Linked DNA regions of Homo sapiens: region 2 is linked to region 1. Evidence: chromatin loops called from intact Hi-C (ENCODE). Cell type or tissue: B cell. All regions are shown on one strand.

Region 1 (4,000 bases):
AAAGGAACTTTGGACTATTTTCTTTTAATCAAGTTTCATCTTCTAAACTTAGCCCTAGCTAGAAGTTCTCTGTCCCCTTTCTATATAGATTTCCTCAAGCCAAGCTAAACCATGAACAACAAAAAAACAGAATAAATCCACAGACCTAGCCAGAAAGTACAATGTGAATCAAATTTAGAAGACAGCACCCGAACACATGCTTTTTATCACAAATGTGCACTTACTATACACATCATCCTTGATATGTAAGTATGAAATATAAAATTCTCTAATTTTATCCAGGTTATAGACTGAAACAGTAAGTCAGTCTCTCATACTTGATAATTATGAAAACACTCCAGTTTTGATGTGTCATTTCACACAAAAATGGACATAATTTGTCAGTTTAAATTTTTACATAATTTATCAATTTATATTTCTTTATCCTTATTCCCATTCAATTCGCTGTATTTCACACACTAATATACTTACATTTTTAAATTTTGAAAATGGTTACAATTACAGAAGGAAGTCAAAGGATAAACTTTCCTGATTTACAAATCGCTGCTAAATAAAAGAGAATATGCTGATCAGAAAATGGTTTATTCACGGTTGTCATGGAGAGCAAGAAAACTAAGATAAACCACACAAAGCACAGAAAGAGACTTGCCTTCCCTTACGCAAAAATTTTGAAGTTGTATGGAGAAAATGGCACATTTTAGAGGTAAAGTTTGTTTTTAATGCTATTTCTTTCAAACAGATTTTGAAAACAATGGACTTTTAAAGGACAGACCTTATAAATGAAAATGGCAAAAAAAAATCCTACTATATCATTTTTGTATTAACACGAGTTCAAAATTTTCATCATAAGAATGTTTTGAAATATATGGCTTTCAAAGAGGTACATTTACCAGCATTTCTAACACAGGCTAAATAAGCTAAATAACTTTACTTTTGGTATCTTAACTATAGCTTGCAAAAACATAGATGCAATGTTATGAAGCAGCAGTTGTGCCAGTCTTGATTTTTCAGATCAAAGACTTCTTGCGGCAAAGCACAACTGATGTGGTCTCAAAGGCTTTATTAACTCCAGATGTAGGGAAATAGTCAGCCAATTCCACAAAAAGAGCAAGTCTCTCTTGGTTACAATCAGTACTGGCCACAAATTAAAATCAGACTGCTTATGTCATCTGATCACCTGAACATAGATGCCAGTTTTTTTCCCCTAGTTAATGATCTAATCATTGGTTTAAATCTGAAGGATGATTTTGTATCATGACAGTCGATCTTAAAATTAAGAGAAAGGAATATATATGCTTTAAGATAATTAAAATCTACCAGGAGTCAAACTATTTTAAAGAGAATAGAAAAAGGGTAAAATTAAGTAATTTAAGATGTTCTATTAAAATGTGGTAGATATTTTCTTTAGAATTCTATCCTCCTTTTCAGAATGCCAAGCTCACAGTAGCTACCATGGGACCAACTCTTTTCCCAAGCACTTATACTTTCCCCTCTAAGAATGGTGTTAAGAAAAATTTTGAATGTGTGGTGAACAGACAGTTCTAACTTGGAAGAATAAAATAGAAAATCTAACAGATACCTCCCCTTCACTATTAAGTCTGTTGAAAACAACGCAATCACATAAATCATATCTTGCATGTCCTCATCACACTCACCGTAAAGCAACTTTTAAAAAGGGATAGTATACTTTGGGATGAATATTTACAGTTACTCTTCACAGTGATTACATAATTATCCTTAAAATGTTTTAGTTCATACAACAAATTTGAGTCAAACTGGCAAAGACAGATCCCTTTTTTCCTGCTCAGATGATTCAGTTTAGTCATATGGATAACCCCAAATTCAAGGCATACACTCTGTTCAGCTCTAGAGGCTGGAGCTGTGCACTGTGCTCTCGATTTCAATACATCTTTCCTGTAATTAACACTGGAAACATTCTTGTGAGGCAGGGAGGCGTAATGACTTTCTGTTATTGAGAAAAAATGCAAAGAAGCAGAGGTTTTGCTAAAGAAGATAGTTTTTCTTTTTATCTAGTCACATTCAGATAAGACAAAGTTAAAGCATGGTGTGATTATCCATACTTTAAAAATCAGATCTACAGCCTGTGTGGTGGCTGATACTTTTTAAGGTACCAAGGGATGAAGAGATGGGAATTTTCTTTAGTATGTGACAATAGCTATATATCCTAATTGAGATACCCTTCCACAGAAAATAAGAAGAATGCTTTATATGAGTATTGTCCAATAGGTTTCTGTGATGATGGAAATGTTCCGTATCTATGCTGTACAATACAGTAGCTATCAGTCACATGACTACTGAACACTTGAAATGTGGATAGTGCAATTGAGAAACTGAATTTTAAATTTTATTTTATTTTATTTAAATACTGCTTGTGGCTACTGCTTACTATACTGAACAAGGCAGATTTAGATCCTTCTTATCCGGCAGTTTAAGATTGTATAAATTATTTTGAAACATATTCTAGAATTCTTATGTGCTTCAAGGCCTAAGAAAACCAAAGTCAGCCTACATTCTGAAACATTTTGAGAACACCTTCACCTAATTTGGAATAAAGAAGTATGGAGAAGGCTACCTACTTTTCTGAACATGGTCCAACACAGAACTAATTACCAAGATTTCACTATGTTTGGGCTTCTGTTAGATCTTTTGTCAAGATGGTTTGAATAGCAGTTCTCTTTAAGTTCCCATATGTTCAGTATCATTAAACACTTTAACACACGCTAATGTGGGCCTCAAATATGTGAAAGGTCTGTGCCAATAACAGAAATTATATTCAGCATAATTTACATCAATTTACCAAAGTAACAAAACATAACAAAATTATTTGGCTAACTTGCCCTGCCATCATAATTTTAAAATGAAAATATGATATTATATTCAGGAACATCCACTTTATCTGGTATCTTATATAATTATATTTAGTATTAAACAATAAAAACTTTACAAGATCTAGCTAAGTACCTAAAACCTTGAGAAAAAAAAAAAAAGTCTAGGTCAATGAAATATTAATAAAAGAATATCCCAACCCAGGTCAAACCCTATATTAAAAAACTGTAATTAAGACTCTAGGCCTATAATTTTAAGCATATGTACATTTAAGAGTCAGCATTCAAAAAACTAGGTAATTTTAAGATTTTTAGTGTTTAAATTATTAATTTAATTTAAATTGATTAATCTGGGGGGAGGGGGGAGGGATAGCATTAGGAGATATACCTAATGTTAAATGACAAGTTAATGGGTGCAGCACACCAAACATGGCACATGTATACATATGTAACTAACCTGCACATTGTGCACATGTACCCTAAAACTTAAAGTATAATAAAAGAAAAAAAAAATGAATAAATAAATAAATTGATTAATCTACGCAAGTTCCACACGTAGCAATATATACAACCCATGTCTCTTTCTCAATTTTATGGGATTGGAATTTAGTAAAAAGAGGCTCTTTTAAGAAGAGTAAATAAAATTTTGCTTTAATAACTATACCCATTTGTATTAGAGTGCTAGGAAGATATCAGAGAAAATTAAAGACATTTCCTAAAAACCATTTCCTATATATTTTTCTGATCATTTTCAGATCATTCTGATCTGTTATTTTGTATTAATACTGATCTTATATACATCCTCAGATAAAAAGCATATATCCTTGGCTGGGCGCAGTGGCTCACGCCTGTAATCCCAGCACTTTGGGAGGCCGAGGCGGGTGGATCATGAGGTCAGGAGGTCGAGACCATCCTGGATAACACAGTGAAACCCCATCTCTACTAAAAATAATAATAAAAAAAATTAGCCGGGCATGGTGGCGGGCGCCTGTAGTCTCAGCTAGTCAGGAGGCTGAGGCAGGAGAATGATGTGAACCTGGGAGGCGGAGCTTGCAGTGAGCTGAGATCACACCATTGCCACTGCACTCCAGTCTGGGCGACAGTGCAAGACTCCGTCTTAAAAAAAAAAAAAAAAAAAAAAAAAAAAAAAGCAT
Region 2 (4,000 bases), 50 kb before region 1:
AGCACCAAAAACTCAGTAAATTAGGCAAGATCTTTCAGGTTCCTATATTCAGACAAAGAACACTTCTGGCAGGAAGAACAATACTATGGCAGACTCTAGGAAATGTGAAATAAATACACAACTTTGATTCAAAAAAGACTAAGGCTACTCTTTCATACCTCTTGGTGTGTGACACAGACCACGGCAAATGTGTGCTAAGTAGCCAGAAAGATCTGGTACTTCTCATTACCTGCAGGGCATGAGAAGTATGTCTTCCCATATTTCAATTAGGGGAATTCTATCTATTGACTTCTTATGTAGTTGAGGACTTGACTCTCTTATAACATCAACTTTGCAACATGTTTATAGCAAAATTTTTGGCTAACTCACTAGTCACTTCTTACATTATTATGACTAGGAAAATATTTATGTTATTATGACTATATGGAGATAGCTGCTGAGGTTAAGAATTTTACAGTAGCCTGGGCAACAAAGTGAGACCCTGTCTCTACAAAAATTTAAAAATTAGCCAGGTGTGCTGGTACCCACCTGTAGTCCCAGCTACTGAGGGGGCTGAGGTAGGAGGATCACTTGAGCCTGGGAGGCTGAGACTGCAGTGAGCCATGATTGTGCCACTGCACTCCAACCTAGGCAACAGAGCAAAACCCTGAGGAAGAAAGAAAAGGAAAGGAAAGAAAAGAAAATACAAGACAAGAAAAGAAAGGAAAGGAGAAAAAAAAAAAAGGAAGGAAGGAAGACAGGAGGAAAGAACAAAAAAGAAACAAAGACAGAAATAAAGAATAAGACAAAAAGAAAGAAAGAAAAACAAAGAAAAAAGGAGGAAAGAGAGAAAGAGAAAGAAAGAAAAAGAAAAGGAGAGACAGGGACGGAGAGAGAGAGGGAGGGAGAGAGAGGTAGGGAGAGAGAGGGAGAGAGAGGGAGGGAGGGAGAGAGAGGGGAGGGAGGGAGAGGGAGGGAGGGAGGGAGAGAGAGGGAGAGGGAGGAAAGGTTTGATCCTTTTGTAGTTCATGAGCATGATGATTGGGTGTTCACGAGTGTGTGTGAGATGTGCCACCCTCCAACCTTGTTATGACCTCAGCACATTACCCATCTGACCTCAACTTGGAAAAGAAAAAAAATTTTTTTTTTTACAGTGATTGCTCCCTTGCTCATATAACTGTTTATTTTTCCTATAGTTAATAGCTACTTGTTTTTTCATTTGTTAGTAATGCAAATTCCGTCTCCCTAACCCCACCACTGAATGCTCCAAGAGATCTAACAAATGCCTATCAATATATTTTCCTAAAATCTTGAACACATCATCAATTAATTCCATTTTCTTTCCTTGGAAACCTTTCTTCTGCAGCTAATAGTATTCAATTTTCAATGGACTAGTTGCTCTCTAGGCCCAGTAGCTCTTGTCATGGGATTTATTTTTGCTGTTTTTCTATGTTAAATCCTTTGTTTCCTGGATTCTATAACATTTGTCTTTGTTGATTATGCACTTATTTGGTTAAAGCATATGTTCCAGATGCTTTCTGAAAAAATATACACGAGCCAGGTGTGGTGGCTAATGCCTGCAGTTCCAGCTACCTGGGAGGCTGAGGTGGGAGGATCGTTTGTGCTAGGAGTTTGAGACCACCCTGGGCAATACAGTGAAACCCTGTCTCTATTTTTTAAAAGGATGTATATGGAAGGTAAATTTTTAAAGGATTTGCATATCTGATATATCTTTTTTTTTTTCTTTGAGACAGGTTCTCACTCTGCTGCCCAGACTGGAGTGTGGTGCTACAACCATAGCTCACTGCAGCCTCAATCTTCTAGGGCTCAAGTGATCCTCCCACCTCAGCCTCCCAAGTAGCTGGTACTTCAGGTATGAGCCAAGACATCCAGCTAATTTTTAAATTTTTTTTAGAGATGCGGCCTAACTGTTGCTCAGGCTGGTCTCAAGTCATCTCCTGGGCTCAAGGGATCCTCCTGCCTTGGCCTCCCACTGTGCTGGGATTACAGGCATAAGCCACTGTGCCCAGCCAACTTAATTTTTTTTTTTTTTTTTTTTGAGATGGAGTCTCACTCTGTCGCCAGGCTGGAGTGCAGTGGCACAATCTCGGCTCATTGCAACCTCTGCCTCCTGGGTTCAAGCGATTCTCCTGCCTCAGCCTCCCAAGTAGCTGGGACTACTTGCGCACGCCACCCCACCCAGCTAATTTTTGTATTTTTAGTAGAGATGGGGTTTCACCATGTTGCCAAGGATGGTCTCGATCTCTTGACCTCATGATCTGCCTGCTTCAGCCTCCCAAAGTGCTGGGATTACAGGTGTGAGCCACTGCACCCGGCTGCCAACTTAATTTTTATTTAGAGACAGGGTGGACTTGGCACTGTCACCCAGGCTGGAGTGTAGTAGCATGATCACAGCTCGCTTCAGCCTCAAATTCCTGGGATTAAGTGATTCTCTTGACTCAACATCCCAAGTAGCTGGGACTATAGGCACACACCATGCCCAGCTTATGTGGAATATCTTCATTCTATATCCATCTTTTGATTAATTGTCTGGCAAGGTATAGAATTCTAGGTTGAAACTGGCCAGGTGCGGTGGCTCACGTCTGTGATCTCAGCACTTTGAGAGGCTGAGGTAGGCGGATCACCTGAGGTCAGGAGTTTCAGACCAGTCTGTTCAACATGGTGAAACTCTGTCTCTACTAAAAATACAAAAAATTAACTGGGCATGGTGATGCGTGCCTGTAATCCCAGCTATGGAGGAGGCAGAGGCAGGAGAATCGCTTGAACTCAGGAGGCAGAGGTTGCAGTGAGCCAAGCTCACACCACTACACTCCAGCCTGGGTGACAGGGCGAGACTCGGCCTCAAAAAAAAAAAAAAGGAAAAAAAAAAGAAAAAAAAAAGAATTCTAGGTTGAAATTATTTTCCTCAGAAATTTGAAGGTGCTGCTCCACTATCTCCTGGAATCCAGTACTACTGTCCAGAACGCTGATGATATTTTGATTCTTGTTTCTTTATCTATAAGCTATTTATATTTTATCTCCAGAAGCTTTAGAATATTTTTTTTACCCGAATGCTCTGAAATTTCATGATTATGTATTTTAACTTCGGGGCATTTAAGAAATCACTGTATTCAGCACAAGATTAGATCTTACCACTCTTGAAACATGTATTCTTCAGTACTTAGAAACAAATAAGTACCACTATTCCATCGACTTTCTATCCTACATGCAGCTTTCGCTATTTCATCTGCTATGGTCTCCTCTCTCATCTGTCCTTGTGGGTTAAAATGAATATCATTTTTATTTATTTTAGTGGGGATGTAGGAAAGATTGCAGTATTATCACTGCATATGCTAAGTCTACCACATTTAACCATCTCATTGCACCAGAATCTCCTGGGGTAAGGTTTGGAAATGTTTGAGGAAAGAAAAGCTTCAGGTGATTCTGGGACCAGCCAGATTTCAAAACCACTGTCCAACACCATTTATGTTCAAACTCACTTGTAGAACAGGAAACTGAAAATCTAATAGTTCTCTCATCACTAAATTATCAAAAGAACAGTGACCTGACTAAGCTGACCTGTGAAAGAGCTTGAGAGGAGGAAATGTTTAACCACTGAGTCTTGAGTAACGCTGAGAGTACAAACTTGAAGGTCATTTGTTTTATCTGCTGGGGAATAAAAATGGCAAAGGTACAAATAACGTTGTAGTCATGATAATGGAAAAGCTTAAACTGGCAGTGGGGACTTAGGGTTTGACAGGTGGGGCAACAAGGCACAAAAAATGCTCTGGCAAAATCTGAGGCTTAGAAGAGAAGCCACTCTTCTCTGGGATGAACTGCTAGACCTGGGTCTGCTTGCCTCCTGGTAAAAATAAGCATCCAGTGATTGTGACAGGTTGGGTCACAATCAGATACAGTCTTGCAGCATCATCCCAAATCAGAAGGGGAGCCAGAGTGCAGAGGATGCCCAAATAGGTCATGTAAACAAAAGCTGTTTTTATAGAAAGTGTTGGATCAGGGA

Evidence for each region. Peaks named below come from ENCODE experiments on the same cell type or tissue, not always from the same donor. Only the 100,000 strongest peaks of a DNase experiment are listed, where the experiment ranks them.
Region 2: it touches region 1 in a loop (2.8-fold over the local background); 7 of 110 quality-filtered maps call a loop at or near these places.

What each region holds. Positions count from the first base shown.
Region 1 is chr15:57,225,217-57,229,216 of GRCh38, reverse strand. All of the region lies in intron 8 of TCF12 (transcription factor 12), which reads right to left. Among named protein-coding and RNA genes, the nearest start is that of SNORD13D, 51 kb to the left of the region's middle. In B cell, no CTCF peak of the experiment used is centred here; no DNase peak of the experiment used is centred here.
Region 2 is chr15:57,275,666-57,279,665 of GRCh38, reverse strand. All of the region lies in intron 19 of TCF12 (transcription factor 12), which reads right to left. It overlaps SNORD13D (small nucleolar RNA, C/D box 13D), which reads left to right and starts at 1,009; the gene lies at 1,009-1,099. In B cell, no CTCF peak of the experiment used is centred here; no DNase peak of the experiment used is centred here; H3K27ac peaks cover 1,299 bases.